2 separate regions of the Mus musculus genome follow, and region 1 is linked to region 2. A link is a loop called in an ENCODE intact Hi-C map of the cell type or tissue named here. Cell type or tissue: gastrocnemius. All regions are shown on one strand. Each heading gives the region's core, and the rest is flanking DNA. Links, peaks and the distances in the headings are about the cores only.

Region 1 (8,338 bases), core at 276-8,275, 160 kb after region 2:
ATTCTTCCAGTGTGGGACATCTGGGTTGTTTCCAGCTTCTGTTTATCACAAATAAAGCCACTACAAACATAGTGGAATATGTGCCCTTGGGTATGGGGCATCTTTTGGGTATATGACCAAGAGTGGTATATATAACTGGGTTTTCAAGTAGATCTATTTCCAATTTTCTGAGGAACCTCCAGATTGATTTCCAGAGTGGTTGTACCAGCTTGCAATCCCACCAGCAATGGAAAAGTATTTCTCTTTCTCTGCATTCTCTCCAGCATATGCTGTCACATGAGTTTTTGACCTTAGCCATTCTGATTGGTGTAAGGTGGTATCTCAGGGTCGTTTTGATTTGCATTTCCCTGATCACTAAGGACTTTGAACATTTCTTTAAGTGCTTCTCGGCCATTTGAGAATCCTCTGTTGTGAATTCTCTGTTTAGTTCTATATCCCATTTTTTGATTGTGTTGTTTGGTTTTTGGAGGTTAGCTTCTTGAGTTCTTTATATATTTTGGATTATTAGCCCTCTATCGGATGTGGGGTTAGTTAAGATTGTTTTTCACAATCTATAGGTTGTTGATTTGTCCTGTTGACTTTGTCCTTTGCCTTACAGAAGCTTTCCAGTTTCATGAGGTCCCATTTATCAATTCTCGATCTTAGAGCCTGAGCTATTGGAGTTCTGCTTAGGAAATCCACCCCTCCCTATGCCCGTGAGTTCGAAGCTCTTTTCCACTTTCTCTTCTGTTAGATTCAATGTATCTGGTTTTATGTCAAGGTCCTTGATCCACTTGGATTTGAGCTTTATGCAAGGTGAAAAATATGGATCTATTTTCATTTTTCTACATACATACAGACAGCTAGGCCAGCACCATTTATTGAAAATGTTTTCTTTTTTCCATCGCATATTTTTGGCTTCTTTGTCAAAGAGTAACTGTCCATAAGTGTGTGGTTTTATTTCTGGGTCTTAAATTCTATTCCGTTATCAACCTGTCTGTACCAATACAATGCAGTTTTTATCACTATTGCTCTGTGGTATAGCTTGAGGTCAGGGATGGTGATTCCCCCAAAAGTATTTTTATTTCTAACAATTGTTTGCACTATCCTGTTTTTTGTTGTTGTTGTTTTTTCATATGAAATTGAAAATTGTTCTTTCCATGTCTTTGAAGAATTGTGTTGGAATTTTGATGAAGATTGCGTTGAATCTTTTGGTAGGATGGACATTTTTACTATGTTAATCCTACCAATCCATGACCAATCTCTCCATTTTCTGAGGTCTTCTTCAATTTCTTTCTTGAGAGACTTGAAGTTCTTGTCATACAGATCTTTCAAATTTGGTTGGAGTTACCAAGATACCAAGATATTTTATATTATATTATTATCTGTGACTATTGTGAAGGGTGTTGTTTCCCTTTTTTTTCTCAATCCATTTATCATTTGTGTAAAGGGGGGCTATTGATTTGTTTGAGTTAATTTTATATCTGGCCATTTTGCTAAAGTTATTTATCAGCTGTAGAAGTTCTCTGGTAAATTTTTGGGTTTGCTCATGTATACTATCATATCATCTGCAAATAGTGATACTTTGACTTCTTCTTCTTTGCCAATTTGTATCCCCTTGATCTCCTTTTGTCGTCTTATTGCTCTGATTAGAACTTCAAGTACTATATTGAATAGGTTGGGGGAGAGTGGGTATCCTTGTCTTATCCCTGATTTTAGTGGGATTGCTTCAAGTATCTCTCCATTTAATTTGATATTGGCTGCTGGTTTGCTGTATATTGTCTTTATCATGTTTAACTATGGGCCTTGAATTCCTATCTCTCCAATATGTTTAACATGAAGAAGTGTGGTATTTTGTCAAATGTCTTTTCAGCATCTAATGAGATAATCATATGATTTTTTTCTTTGAGTTTGTTTATAAAGTGGATTACATTGATGGATTTTCATATATTGAATCACACTTCATCCCTGGGTATGCTCTTTCAATATGTTGTTTAATTCACATTTGCAAATACCTTATGGAAGTTTTTGCATCTGTGTTCATGAAGAAAACTAGTATACAGTTTCCTTCTGTTGTTATTTTACCTTTATCCAGTTTTGGTACCAGGGCAATAAAGAATTTATAGAATGATTTGAAAGTGTCACTTCCCTTTCTAGTTTATAGAACAGTTTGAGTGGCACTGGTGTCCAGTCTTTAAAAGTCTGGCAGACTTTTGTGAAGCCATCAGCCCCTGGATTTTTCTTTTCTAGGATACTTTTATTACTGTTTTAATAGTATTGCTTCTTATTTTTACCTGTTTAGGTTATTTAGGATATTTAGTGGTCTGTATATTAGTTACTTTCTTCATTGCTATAATAAAATCCTTCACAAAAGCAACTGTAGGAAAAAAAGTTCTGTTTTTGGTTCATGATTTGAAGATACAAACTGCCATGACAGGGAAGGCATGGAAGGGGGAAAGGAGGCTGGTCACGTGGTGCGCAGGCAAGAAGTGGATGGAAAACAAGGCACCATGACAGGGAAGGCATGGAAGGGGGAAAGGAGGCTGGTCACGTGGTGCGCAGGCAAGAAGTGGATGGAAAACAAGGCACCATGACAGGGAAGGCATGGAGGGGGGAAAGGAGGCTGGTCACATGGTGCGCAGGCAGGAAGCGGAAGGGGATGAAAGCTGGTGCTCAGCTCTCCTTTGCTTTTCTTTTCCTTCATTCCAGGACACCAGCCCATAAGACGATCCCATTCACATTCAGAAAGCATCTTCAGCGTAGCCTCTCTGGAAATGCTCTCAGAGACAACCCCAGAGCTGTATCTCCTAAGTGAGTGTAAAATTCCATCAAGTTGGAAATGAAGGCTAACCTTCACAGCAAGTCCATCTGTGTCTATGGACGTGTTTCCCCTAGATTTTCCAGTTTGTTAAAATGTAAGCCTTCAGGATGTTCCCCAGTAACACTGGATTTCAGTGTGTGTTAGTTAGTATCTCTCCTTTTCGTCCTCTCTTCTTTGGTTAAGATAGATCTAAGGCCTTATTAACCTCGTTTAACTCTTTCTTTGTTTCATGGATCCTTTCTTGGTGGTTTGAAGGACAAGTATTGTCCAGAGTCTCAAGCCTCTGAACTCTGGGTTCACAGTTGATAGCACTGTTTGGGGAGGTGTATGTGGTGAGGACTTGCTGGAGGAGTATGTCCCTGGAGCAGACTTTGATATTATATAGTCTCGGGCCACTACCTATGAGCTTCCTGCTCCTGCTACCATGCCTGCACTCACTCTTACACCTCCCTGCTGTGGTTGGCTCTCATCCCTCTGGAACTCTAAGCTTCCAAATAAACTGTTCTTTCAACGAATTGCCTCGGTCATGGTATTTTATCACAGCAGCAGAAAGGTAACTAATACCATCTTCATTTCATTAATCTCTGTCCTAATCTTTATTAGTTCTTTCTTCTATTTTGAGTTTGGTCATAGCCTTTTCTTTATGGCCAATAGTTCAGTAATTTCCCCTTCTTTTTCCTCTCTCCCTAGAAATACAAAGTGCCTTGCCTACTGTTTGATGCAACCAGCTGTCTGCTTTTCGCCTGTGCACTTGAACTTAAGCTGGGGCCTTTAACATCCCCAGTACTAATAAAAATATTTAAGTTGTTGCCCAAAACACTGAAAGGAATTAGACACAGACCTGGACCAATTTCCTATAGTTTTTATATAAATCCCATACACTGATAACCTTGCTACAGACATACCTAGGTAGAACACTTTACATTGTTCTCTGCCATGAATATGCACTGCAGACCCCTATGCATATACGTTCCGATGATAGATGCAAGAGTGTCCAACCCATAGGCCACATGAGGCCAAATATAGCTATGAATGCAACCCATCCAAAAATTGGAAACTTACTTACTTAAAACATGAAAGCTTGTGTGTGTGTGTGTGTGTGTGTGTGTGTGTGTGTGTGTGTGTGTGTGTTTTCAACTGTGTGGTTCTTGAGAAAGCAAACTTGTACATTTGTAGATGACCATGTCATGTTGTAATGTCAAGGAAAAAAATCCCTTAAAGAACTCCCCAGTGTGTAGGTATGGATAAAATGAAACATCACACCACTGGAACTACTTCTCCAACATTTTCTCTATCTCAGAAAAGGAAATCACCAACTCCTGGGTATTTCCGTGACCTTAGGAAGCATCCCTGACCAACAGCTCCTTGACTTGGCCTTCCTTTCCCATCACTAGGTAAAGACCTAGTGTTGGTGTTACCACAAAGGAGAACAAGAAACTCTGTGATGAGCAGACAAACACTCAGATGAGTGAGAGGTCAGATGAGGTACAGTCCTTTCCTCTAAACAGGCTCCTCAGCCTCTCCTGCCTCCCCTTTCCTGTGGTCCCTACCCTGAGGAAGGGGAGCAGGCAAGCTCAGCTCCCAGCACTGAAGCCTCCTTAGAGGTTGATGCTGGAAGCCTTGGCAACTACTCCAGCAACTAGAGGTCTGGTGGGGTTTACAAACTCCTGGTCTTGGATGTTTTTTTTCTAAGTCATACCCTCTTGGAGATATATATGTGTGTGTGTGTGTGTGTATAATCACATAGATGTAATATATTATACATACATACTCACATACATACATACATACATGCACACACACACACACACACACACATATATATATACATACATACATACATACATATCTTTCACTGGGCCCTGGGACCAACCCTGCATGTACCCTAGGCTCCTCCTCTTCATAGAAACTGAAATAAAATAAGTATGTCCCAGTTGGCTGGCATTTTGACTGAAGGCCAGAAGCACAGGGCAGGCAATGTAACTGGAGTGAGGCCACCTAGTGGTAGCCACAAGCTTTGCCATGGAGCAAATCTGTTACCTGGCAGATCCTGAGAAGCCTGTTAGGCCAACTGAGGAAAGAAAAGACCAAATCGGTGCCTAAAGCTCTCCTGGGGACTGGTTCATCTGTGAAAATCCCGAGGTGGCTTTAAGACACCTCTCAGATGCCTCCCACGTGGACCACTGCCACCAGGAACAGCAAAGCCAGCACAAACTAAGCTATCATTAGATATTTCAGGACTCTGACGAGCTGTAATTACCCAGCAGATCTCCAGGAGGCCCCCCAATGTATAAATAATGAGCTTAGATTTCAGCTTCCTCCTGCACTCTGCCCCCATCCCGGTCAAAAGACTGTGTAATGAAAACACCCAGAGAGCCAGCTCCATAGGGTGCTTACAAATACAGAATTTTTAACATTCTTATTACGTTTTATATTAGTGGGTGAGGAGCAGACATCTGCCATAGCGGACATGTGGAGACCAGAGGACAATTTTCAGGAGCCAAGTCTCTACTTTGTACCATTTGGGGTCTGGGTGATTGGACTCAGGTCATCAGGCTAAGCAGCAAGCACTACGGTGCTGAGCCGTCTCACTGGCCTCAAGCACAGACACTTTGATGTAATGTAATGAATGCTTTTAAGACTATTACGGCAGCACACTAGCTGCCCGGTCCCTCTGCTTTCAACCCTGGGACCATATGGGGACTGGGTATTGGTAATGAGTGAGAGAGGTTGGGGACATCTGACTTAAATATGACAGAAAAGATTTTGGTGATTTTTCAGTGTTGGTCCGGAAGCCAGTAGACACGGGAAGGAAAGCAGCGAAAGAGATAAAGCCACAGAGGTCAGGTGAGGTCATCTGCTGCTTCATAAGCTGCAGAAAGAATTTAGGTCCAACGCTGAGGACAGACGGCTGTCACCCCAAAGTGAAGGCAGAGCAGGGGAGCAGGGTTGAGTTTGCAGAACTCACCCCCACTCAATAACCAAAATAAGAGCAGCTAAGTTCCTCCCCTCATTTACTGAGTGTCCCCCGACCCTGAGCAGAGTCCCACTTAAAGCTCTGCCACCTAGAGTAGGCCTTGCTAAAGGATAACTAACTCCAATCCGCAGACAGCCTAAGAATGGAGACTGCAAAGCCAGCTAGCTCCAGAAAGCACAGCAGCCCCGCGTGGCGCAGCAGCCTAATCACAGCGTCTGCTTGTCTGCTTTCCTCAATTGCAAGGCTTTCTTAGGGAAGAAAGACTTGAAGGTCCAACCCTAATTCTCCCTGTCCCGCCCTTCCTCCCTGGTGCCTCACTTTCTGTTCCTCTTTTTAAATGAAAGCACTTCTCTTGACTATCATGAGACATATCTGTAGATCGCCCTGCATCCTTTGGGGGGTGAGACTGATGTCAGTGACTGTACTCATGAGTGACTCTAGCCCATTTGTGTAAATGGAATTCTGTGGCAACCAGGGGTTCCGTTCCCACCACCTGATAGCTTTGCATATTCATGACTTCATAAACTGGAGGCAGGCTAGACATAACAGATAGCTTAGGACCCTGTGACCTTATCTGGTTCGGGACAGTACACACCACCCGTTTATAATCCTGCACAGGCAAGCCGAGTTCTCTCACCTGCACACACACTAAACAATGAACCTGAAAACCTCAGAACCCTCCTGTCCCCCCACCCCCACCCCACATCAGGTACACACGCTCTCATCTCTGAACAATGCTATAAGTTTCCCTGCCCCTCTTGACAAGCACACTTAGACAGTTTCTATTCAAGTGTATTCCCAACATATTCTGCTCTGAAATACAGAAGGACAAATCAATCAATCCAGCTTGAACTGGTTTGTCACACATTCACAGTAAGACAAGTTGTGCCATCTACAATGGTTTTAGGGGAAACCCCCTATTTACCACCTTATGATTATGCTAAACATAATTAGGCATGCCTTTGGTTAAAGTCAGATGGGAAAGGATATATGTACAGTAGAAAAAATATTGTATGATCTAATCTATTGATCAAAATAGAGAATTAGCCAAACTATACCTTTTAATATCCAGCCTCTTCTCTTGGTCGCCATAAGAGGAAACTCTTGAGTCTCTCACACGTGTGCCCGCCTGCACTCCCGACAGTATGTCCCTCTATAATCTGTGTTAATGCTTTGCTCCCAACAAACTTATTTTGATTCTTTGCAAATCTGTGTGAGCCCTGGTTTTCAGATCTCTGAATGAGAGAGGCCAAGAACCTGGGAACCTAGCCCAGATCCCAAACACCAGCAAAAAGATAGAAATAAAGGATATTAGAAAATGGTTATCTGGGTAACTCGTACAAGATCACCACATGGGGTAGAAGTAGCTACCCCTAGCCCCAAGCTACCACTCCATCAGAGGAACCTGGGGCACCAGTGTGACTATGGCCTGTTCCCATGTGTCCAAGTATCCCAGCCCTGCTTGTGGCCCCTCTGCTGCCTCAAATGTTCTGCTGGGATCAGCTCTGGCCACAACTCTCACCAAACTCCTCTCCCTTGAGTAGACTCCCACATCTGAACTTGGTCATTAGGAACACTGGCCCAATTCCCTGACTCAATACAAAAAGGCCAACGCATTCTTCATTCCTCTGGAGTCTCTGACTACCTCATACTGCATCTGACACATTCCAGAATGCTCAGATCCCATAAAAGCACATTTTGTAATTTAACCTTGTAAAAACATGGCTGAGCTTCAGTAGACTCATTGCCATATAAAAATGTTACTTCTACTCACATATAATATTTGTATTTCCTCCTTTTGTAACTTTCTGCATTTTTTCACAACTTGGAAACTTGCATAACACTCTGAAAAGCTTGCATTTGAAAGGCAAGATGAAAGGAAGAGTAGATGAAAGGTTCTTGCTAAGCCAAAACATTGACATAGACTACTCACATGCACACACACACACACACACACACACACACACACACACACCTATGCAAGCACACAGGGATTCACATATGGGCATGTGATGGTTTGTATAAGCTCAGCCCAAGGAGTGGCACTATTAGAAGGTATGGCCCTGTTGGAATAAATGTGGCCTTTGGGGAATGGGTGTGTTACTGTGGGTGTGGGCTTTAAGACCTTCATCCTAGCTGCCTGGAAGCCAGTATTCTGCTAGCAGCTTCAGATAATGATGTAGAACTCTCAGCTCCTCCAGCACCATGCCTGCCTGGATGCTGCCATGTTCCTTGATGATAATGGATTAAACCTCTGAACCTGTAAGCCAACCCCAATTAAATGTTGTCCTTTATAAGACTTGTAAAACCCTATCTAAAACAGTGCCCAAGTTGGCTTTGTCTTCTCACATGACAGGGACAAGTTTGTCTTCTGTCCCCTGTCTTTTATCTTTTTCCTTGGCCTTGGTCTAGAACCTAAATCTTTAAACTGGGATTGGGGTTTTCAGGTGGTATAGAGGTGGCTCAGCACTCAAGAGCTGCTCTTGCAGGCGACCCAACTCAGCTCCCAACATGCACATGACAGCCCACAACCCTCAAGTGCCCTCTTCCGAGCTTTGTGG
Region 2 (8,338 bases), core at 270-8,269:
ACACTGAAAGCATTTCTTCAAAATCTAGAACAGGGTAAGGGTTTCCACTTTCTCCACTTTTATTCAGTATTGGGCTTCTAGTCCTTGTCCAAGCAATAGACAAAGAAAAGAAACAAAAACAGATATAAGTAGAGAATAAAGTCAAATTACCCTTAACTACAGATGGCATGAATATGCTTAAAAGACCTTAGAGCTCCCAATAGAAAATCCTTAGGTTTGACAAATGTTCTCAGCAACGTTTCAGAACACAAAATCTTCATATAAAAGTTTGTAGCTTTTCTAAATACTAATAACAACTTTTATGAGAAAGGAACCAGAAATACACACCATTCACAGTAGCTTCAAAATTTAAAATACCCAGAAAGGATATTAATTCTAGGCAGAGAGCTGATAGGATTCTACAATAAAAACTTTAAGACATTGAAAATAGAAATTATTGGCAGAAAGAATATTGTGAAAGTGGTTACATTGCCAAAAAAAAAAAATAGTCTACAGATTCAAGGTAATTTTCATCAAAATTCCAGTAACATTCTTCATAGAACCAGAAGAAAAAATTTATAAAGTTCTTATACCCCAAAAAGCTTAGAGAGTCCCAGACAAAAAGAACAGTACTAGAAGTATTATAATATCTGACCTCAAAATATACTGCAAAGCCATAGTGACAAATACAGCACTAAACAGATATGTCTGCCAATAGGGCCCAACAATAAACCCACACAGTTACTGCCATCTAATTTTTGAAAAAGGCATTAAAAGACACACTGGGGGTGGAGGGGAAACTCTTCAAAATGGTGTTTGGAAAACCGGCTATCCACATACAGAATAATGGAAGTAGACCTTTATCTCCCACGCTGTACAAAAATCGATTAAAAACAAATCTCAGACTTGACTATAAAGTGCTGAAACTGATAGAAATATAGACATGGGCAAGAACACTTAAAGGGACTCCCGCCACACAAGAGATAAGAACTGACAAACAGCATTACCAAAATACAAGGGTTCTACACAACTAAAGAACTCTCAACAATGTGAAGAGACAGACTACAGAATAATAGAAAGCTTTAACTAGCTGTCTGTCTGACAGCTAGTTAGGGGTTTAATATCTACCATATACAAAGAACCGAAAAAAATGTGAACACCAAACCTCCACATCTTCCAAACACAAATGGAAGGCTGAGATAAAGAGACAATTCTCAGAGAAGAAACAGATGGCCAATAAATATTTGGAAAAATTATATATATTATAAATATATAATTTTAGTCATCAGGGCAATCTAAATTAAGACTACTTTGAGATTACATCTCACTCAGCTAGAATGGGGCACAAGTGCACGCACACACACACACCACACACACACACACACACACACACACACACACACACACACACACACACACACACGGTGGTCAGTGTATGGAGAAAGAGAAACCCTTACTTATTGCTTACTTAGTTTGGGGTATTAACTGGTACAACCACTATGGAAATCAATATGGGAGCCTGTCGCCACCAAGAAGTAGAACTACCATTTGCACACTTTTGCATCTAAAAGACTCTAATTCCTATCATAGAGACACTTGAGCGTTCGTGTTTCTTGCTGTATTCTTCGCAGTAGCCAGGAAATGGAACCAGCCTAGATGTCCATCAACAGATGTCTAGATAAAGGAAATGTCGCTTACAGAGTGGAGTTTTATACAGTAACAAAGAAAAATGAAATCATGGGATTTCCAGGACTTGGGGAAGATAGAAATGGAAATGTCTATATGTAAGAGAAGTAACCCAGACTTAGAAAGACAAATATCACATACCTTTTCTCTAATAAAGGCCCTATATTAACATTTTTATGTATGTGTCTCTAATGTGGGTGTGGTCATAGGTCCCGGAAGTAGAAGGAGGACCATGAGAGAGGAAACAGAGGGTCTTAAGAGAGGTGGATGGGGGAGTAGGTAACAGAATACATGTGCTATTGAAGCAGAATCAGGGGGGCAGGGGAAGGAAGAGGAATGACAGGAGGGGAATGGGGAGAATGAAGTGGGGAGTGGGGTTTCAAAGAAAGTATGTTTGAAATTGCATAATGAGATCCATCATCTTGCACCCTCAGTTTTTAAACTCTAAAAAAGAAATGATTGTTATCTGCTGCATGACATTAGTCTCAGCGGTGGAGTTTACAAGCATGCAAATCGGGAAGCATTCTCTGTATTAGTTTGCTTCTCCGTTGTGCTAAAGCACTGACCAAAAGCATCTTGTGCAGGAAAGGATTTCGTTCAGTTTACAGACCAGTCTAGCATCAAGGGAAGCCAAAGCAAGAACTCAAGGCAGGAAGTGGAGCCGAGACCAAGAAGGAATGCTGCTTACTGGCTTGCTCAGTGTGCATTCTTACACAGTTCCTGACACCACCTGCCCGCCCACAGTGGACTGGGCCCTCCCATATTAATCATTAATCAAAAGAACCCCTTTCAGACATGCCCACAAGCCAGTCTGATAGAGATTCTTCAACTGAAATTTCACCTTCCTAGGTGACTCTATTTGTGTCAAGTTGAAAAAAACCCAGTTAACACACCTCCCAACAGACTCTCCCTGGAATTCTGTTTTACTTTTCCAGCTGTGAGAGCCTCTCTCACTGGAAGTGGGGCAGCAGTCCATTACTTTTCTCTTGCCTAGCTGATTCACTGAAGGACACACTCTTTGGAGCCATGGCCAGATACCACAATGTACTCAGAGCACTCATGGGACACAGAAGGCCCTGGGATGAGAGTGATGTCTGACACTCTCCCCAGCTCTGAGTTGGACACTGAGGTGGCCCAGGTCTCTGTTGCTGCAGAAACATACAATAAGCAGAAGTTAGTGGCTGGGTAAGGAGAGAGTTCAGAAACACAAGATACATTGCAGGCAGGGAGTGGAAGGAGGAGGCGACATTCCTGAAGTGAGAATGAGCCTTCTCAGACATCCTGTGGAACGTCCTGGAATTGTCCAGTCTGTAGCCTATGGCCAGCTTGAGTCAGAAATGACCACTGACCTGTCTTACATAGGTTTACCTGTGACCTCAAACCTCAGACCCTGTCTGGGGACAGCACAGCCTTGCCCAAACACTGCCCTAGGTTAGAATCCAGAATCAAGTTGTGGTTGGTTCTTGATAGGATTTGGAGGAATATTTATGTGCCTTGGACTTAGACTGAGTGTGTAACCCTAAATACTGTGTAATGGTATTTGCTAGTGGAGTCTTGAAAAAGAGAGAAAGAAGGAAAGAAGGAAAGAAGGAAAGAAGGAAAGAAGGAAAGAAGGAAAGAAAGAAAGAAAGAAAGAAAGAAAGAAAGAAAGAAAGAAAGAAAGAAAGAAAGAAAGAAAGAAAGACGGACGGACGGACTCCGGGCTAAAGAGATTGCTCAGTGGCTAAGAGCATGGACTGCTCATATGGAAGGCCCAAGTTCAGTTCTTAACACCTTTAGGTGGCTCACAACTGCCTGTAGCTCCATGTCTGAGAGATCTAGTGCCCTCTTCTGGCTTTAATACACACAGAAGTCCCACCACCTCCCTACACATAATTAAAAACATGTCTTTAAAAAGAAAAGGACTCCTGGAAGCCCCTTGAATCCCCTTTCCATGTGAAGACATAGTGTGACAGCTGTCTGTGAACTGGGCGGGGGGGGGGGGGTGCTAACAAGCAACTGGGCTGATTGGTTCTTTCTCTTCAGACTTCTCAGCCTCTCAAACTAGAGACAATCCTTGCTGTGCATAATTCCTTGTTATAATGACCCAGGGGGACAGGTCCTTTATTATGCCCAGCCACAGACAAAAAAAGGGCACTGACTCCCTGATCCAACATCATCACAGAGCTGGGTGGCTTGCAGCTGTCATGGCCCTCAGACTGCCCTTTGTACTAGGTCAGTAAGTCCATCCAAAGGGCAGCAGAGGGCAGCAACACTCCATGGTAGATCTGAGAGGACAGGCTGATAAGGCCACCTTCTAGAGAGTAGGTCACACCAGCCACTAGCAATTTCACTTATCTTTTATCTTAATTTTACAAGTACAGCTTTCCAGGAGGGCAAGATAGGAGGCACATCTTTTCTTTACCTAAGATGATGTGGGACCCCAGAAGAATGAATCAAGGAGAAATTTCCAGAAAGGCAAGTATCTAAGGAAAGGAACCTGGCTAAACAATTTGAGACTCACCAGACAAAGAAAGGTTTTTCCTCCCTGGTTTGGATTACCATTTGAATCAGTTGCTGAGGACCTCCAAGGCTTTCCCCCTGCAGAGGCAGGGATAATGAGATAGAGGTTAGTGCCTACTGGAGCCTCCTGACTCTGTCCAGTTAGCCAGCAAAATGCAAGGAGAGGTGGGGGTCGGTACATGAAGGGGATGGATGGATAGTGATCTCGGGTGCCTTACACTAGAAGCGATGCTCAGGAGTTCACCCAAGGGACAGGACTCCCCCCAGCAGGCAGTGGATGGGCAAGATACAGGGAGGAGTCAGGTATCCGGTTCTGTGTGGTAAAGACATAGATGTCTTTAGTGTAGGGTGAGTTAGGCACAGGAGAGTCTGAGTAGTCAAACCATTCAGTGTGATTGAGGACCTAGTGACCAAGGTGGAGGCAGGATCCCTTCTGACCTCAGCTGGTCCCTTCACCTCATTCTTACTTCTCTATTCCCAGAACAGCCCAACCAGCATGACAACCATGGAGATAAGAAAACTAAATGACCGAGGCCTGGGGTGTGGCAGGTGTAGAGATGTGCATGGTTACTGAATTTACAGCAATAGGAAAGGGCCAGGGCAGAGGGAGGGAGCTGTGGGTATCATCAGAAATCAGTCCTAAAGAATGGAGAGGATGGGGGTTCCAGGGCCTGGGATGGTGAGAGAACATGGAGGAGAGGGAGACCCAGGTTGACAGAAGGAGTTCTCATGGGGTGAATGGGGCTTCTTTCTCCTTCAAAAAACTTGAATTTGGGCTCATGGCCATGGATGTGTATTGGGCAAAGATGCTGTCTTCCTGGAGTGAAGAGGGACACAGAATCCCCACGGGGACCGAAGTTGTCGAGGATTGCCCCTATTATGACGGTAGAAGAGACTGAGGCACAGAGAAGCCCAGGCCGTGGGACTCATGAGCTTCTGGAGCACTAATCCTCACTGTGTCTGCTGGTACCACTGAGGCACAAGAGCCCTTCATCTGGCCCGGGGCCCCCATGGGCATGGATCCCTACTGATAGCCTGTGCTCCCACATGCTTCAAGTTCTAGCCTGAGTATGCACCTGTCACTGCGCTCCTTTGCACTCCCAGAAGCACCCCATAATACTTTCACATGCTTTTCTGTCCCTCTTTCCTACTTCCCTGCCTCCCCCTACACCAGAGCTTAGATCCCTCTGTGATTTCCTCTGTGTCCCCAAGCCCCCCCCCCCCCCATGCCTCTGAGAGATAGCGTTTATGAACTCAACTGCAATCCCTACAGTCACTGTCACTCGGGGCTTCCTCTGCTTCTCATACAGCTGCTGGAGACCCCAGACTCACCTTTCACTTCCATCCTGGGTGGTACAGACTTTCCCCGCCCTGAGCACTCTCTGATCCCCAAGGTGTATAGCCTCTTAGTCTTGGAGCTTCGTATCTTCCCTCTCAGATGGCAGCCTTCAACTCTGACTGTTGGAACTTCCTTCTGTAGATGCTCCAGCTGGGACCTCCTAGAAGTACCCAGACATGTCCTGGAGACCAATCCAAATAGCACAGACAACTGATGTGGAGACAGGGTGCCCCTATGAGCAGGGAGTTGGGGACATATCAGAAAGGAGGCTAGACACTAAGGCTTCACATCTGGCACCAGGACATAAGTCTCCCTTCTTCCCCCCTTCTCTAAGCATATACTGTAACATATTTGTGTCCTGGCCCCATACGTTGGGGTGAGTGTGATAATAAAAATAAAACACATCCAGGCCAGTAAGAAGGCTTGGTGGCACTTGTGGCCAAACATGACCACCAGAGTTTGATTTCAAGGACTTGCAACAGTGGGTTAAAGCACCTGCCATCAAAGCTGATGACCGAGGTCTGTCCTAGGTTCTCAGAGTGGAACAAGAGAACTGTCCTCTGAGTCCTACATGCAAGGCATGCGTACCATCACACAAACAACTGAATATTAAAACAACATAATAAAAAAGACAGTCACTGCTAGCCCTTGGCATGACTATGGGCGGTAAATCCTGAGGAGTAGCAAACCTCCTGGGCCAAGCAATATTGCCAAATTTAATATTTCTGCTCTCCTCAGGCAGACAGAATCAGGCTGCCTATTCCTAGAAAGCACGACCCTGGCCACATAGAACTCTCTCCTCCTAGAAAGCTCCCTGACGACATAGAACTATCTCCTCCTTGCTAGGATAGAGGGCAGGAATGGGGAAGACAGTCTGGTATCCTAACTGACTCTCTACAGGAAATGAGTGTAGCTCAGCTACTTTGTAGTCCACCCAGGTCCCGCATAGCACTGTACCCTGCTCCTGGCTGCCTTTGCCTCTTGAAGGTATACATGGGAACATCATGAGGCACTCCACATGGTGATGAAATCTCTCCATCAAAGACAACTTAATCTACTTCACTGACCTGCACAGATCCCGGTGAAGATTCTCTTTCTTTGACCATTGGGGAAACTGAGGCTGGAATGGAGGCCTCCCAACTAGTCCAAACTGAAAACCCAAGCAGAAAATCTTCATACACTTAGCTCTTGGTTGATATTTAAGAAGCTCCTCTAGGTGTCTCCAGGCATCTCTGCAGTGACCTGCAGAGGTCTCCATCCCCTCATGAAGATGAAGGTCGGGCACAGAGAAGGAAAGTAGTTTTAAGCACAGTGGCCAGGTCTGAAGACTGGTCTGAGTCTGCAGCTCTGCATCCAGGACGATGGAGGCTGATGCTTCCTGGGGGGACTATGAGGGATTTGGCAGCACTCTTGCCGGGATGTAGCAGTCTAGGGTGTGGAAATGGGTGTGTGTTTGGGAGGAAGTAGTGAGGAGCTAGTGGCCCTAGGGGTGGGATGTCCCCAAGGACTTCTTCCTGCCACCTGCAGACAGGCACTCTGAGGACCCTCTCAGTTTATGATCACCTTTTATGACTTCTTTTTGCACTTCAGCTGGAGTGGTACAGGTGGGCCTTACCCATATGAGGGATCATAGGGACTCTAGGAGGTGTTGAAAGGACATTGACAGCTGCTCTGTGTGTGTGGGGGGGTGGGGGGGCAGCATTGCCCAGAGACAAAGATCCTGTGAACATTATTTAAGGCCAGAGCCTTCTGGGATCTGAAATCCAGAGAGACAATCAACATACCCGACAGACAGGGGCTCCAGGAAAGAGTGAAGGAGCCTGGAAGACCCAAACAGCTCTGTGAATGGCTCCTTCTAGGACCCTGTCCTGATGAAAATATAAAGCAGCAACCACCGCTTTGATTATGGCCCCTCAGCTCCTGAAGCTGGCAGGTGTCAGAGCCAACCAAGGGTCTGCAACTCCCACTACACCTAGGGTTGGAAGAAGGGCCCTTAGCACTTCAGGAGGTTAGGATGGCTTCTCCCCTCATTTCTCCTTTGGTCTTTTCCCCATGCACTCCCAGAGATTCTTTCAAGGGGCACAGATAAAGACAGTGTCCCCTCTGGGTGCCTGCTGACCTCTCAGTTGGAGATAAGGCTTGGGGCAGAATTGAGGGGTGGGACACATTCCTAACCATGGAGGGAGAATTCTGGGTAGAGAATCCCAGGCAGTGGAGGGCATTGTGAGAGGCAGGCCCAGTGCTGCTTTCATGGGTTGTGTGCCCATAGGACTTACCTGACTATATGGGCTTGGCATGGTTTCTAGGTTCTGGGGAGACAGCAAAGAAGCCCTAAGAACAAGAAATAAAGCCAAAGAGGAGGTCTTACTATACTTGATCTATTCTCAAAAGCTGGCATTCCAGCATAATCCAGTTCACGCAGCTTGTACGGTACTGGAACACCCCAGTGACCTCTCAGGGTCTCAAGTGCTGGATCCATATTGCAGTAATTAGCCAAGCATTCTCAGACAATACTGGCTTTTTCTTTCCCTTATCCAGTCTAGTCTGGCTGACACCCCAAACCTTACTGCTTGCCTATAGTTTCCTCACTGAAGCAAATAATTACTAACCTAGCTGGCTTCCCTGGGACAGAGACAGACACTGTCATTCTGTCTGCCCCATACCCACTTCCCATGGTTGTTTGTTTTTTTATGCATATCTTCATTGGCCCTCTCAACCATGTGCCTATAAATCTAGGTCTGGTTGTCCCTGTCCTCTACTCCGTGGGGCTACAGGCATGAATTCTCTGAGAGCTAGGACCATATTATATAGCCTCCTGGAGGCTTAGCTGAA

What was found. Peaks named below come from ENCODE experiments on the same cell type or tissue, not always from the same donor. Only the 100,000 strongest peaks of a DNase experiment are listed, where the experiment ranks them.
Region 1: it touches region 2 in a loop (6-fold over the local background); 11 of 42 quality-filtered maps call a loop at or near these places.

Annotation. Positions count from the first base shown.
Region 1 is chr11:54,089,656-54,097,993 of GRCm38, reverse strand. No RefSeq gene overlaps it. Among named protein-coding and RNA genes, the nearest start is that of P4ha2, 7.1 kb to the left of the region's middle. In gastrocnemius, for the core only: a CTCF peak has its summit at 4,813 (motif pointing left); a DNase peak (open chromatin) is centred at 4,801; H3K4me3 peaks cover 327 bases; H3K27ac peaks cover 3,398 bases.
Region 2 is chr11:54,252,755-54,261,092 of GRCm38, reverse strand. It overlaps Gm12223 (a long non-coding RNA gene), which reads right to left. Exons shown (of 9, transcript XR_003949549.1): 5 at 7,783-7,837; 6 at 6,574-6,656; 7 at 5,500-5,666; 8 at 4,169-4,245; 9 at 556-2,813. Among named protein-coding and RNA genes, the nearest start is that of Csf2, 7.0 kb to the right of the region's middle. In gastrocnemius, for the core only: CTCF peaks have their summits at 3,908 (motif pointing right) and 6,737 (motif pointing right); DNase peaks (open chromatin) are centred at 3,906 and 6,781.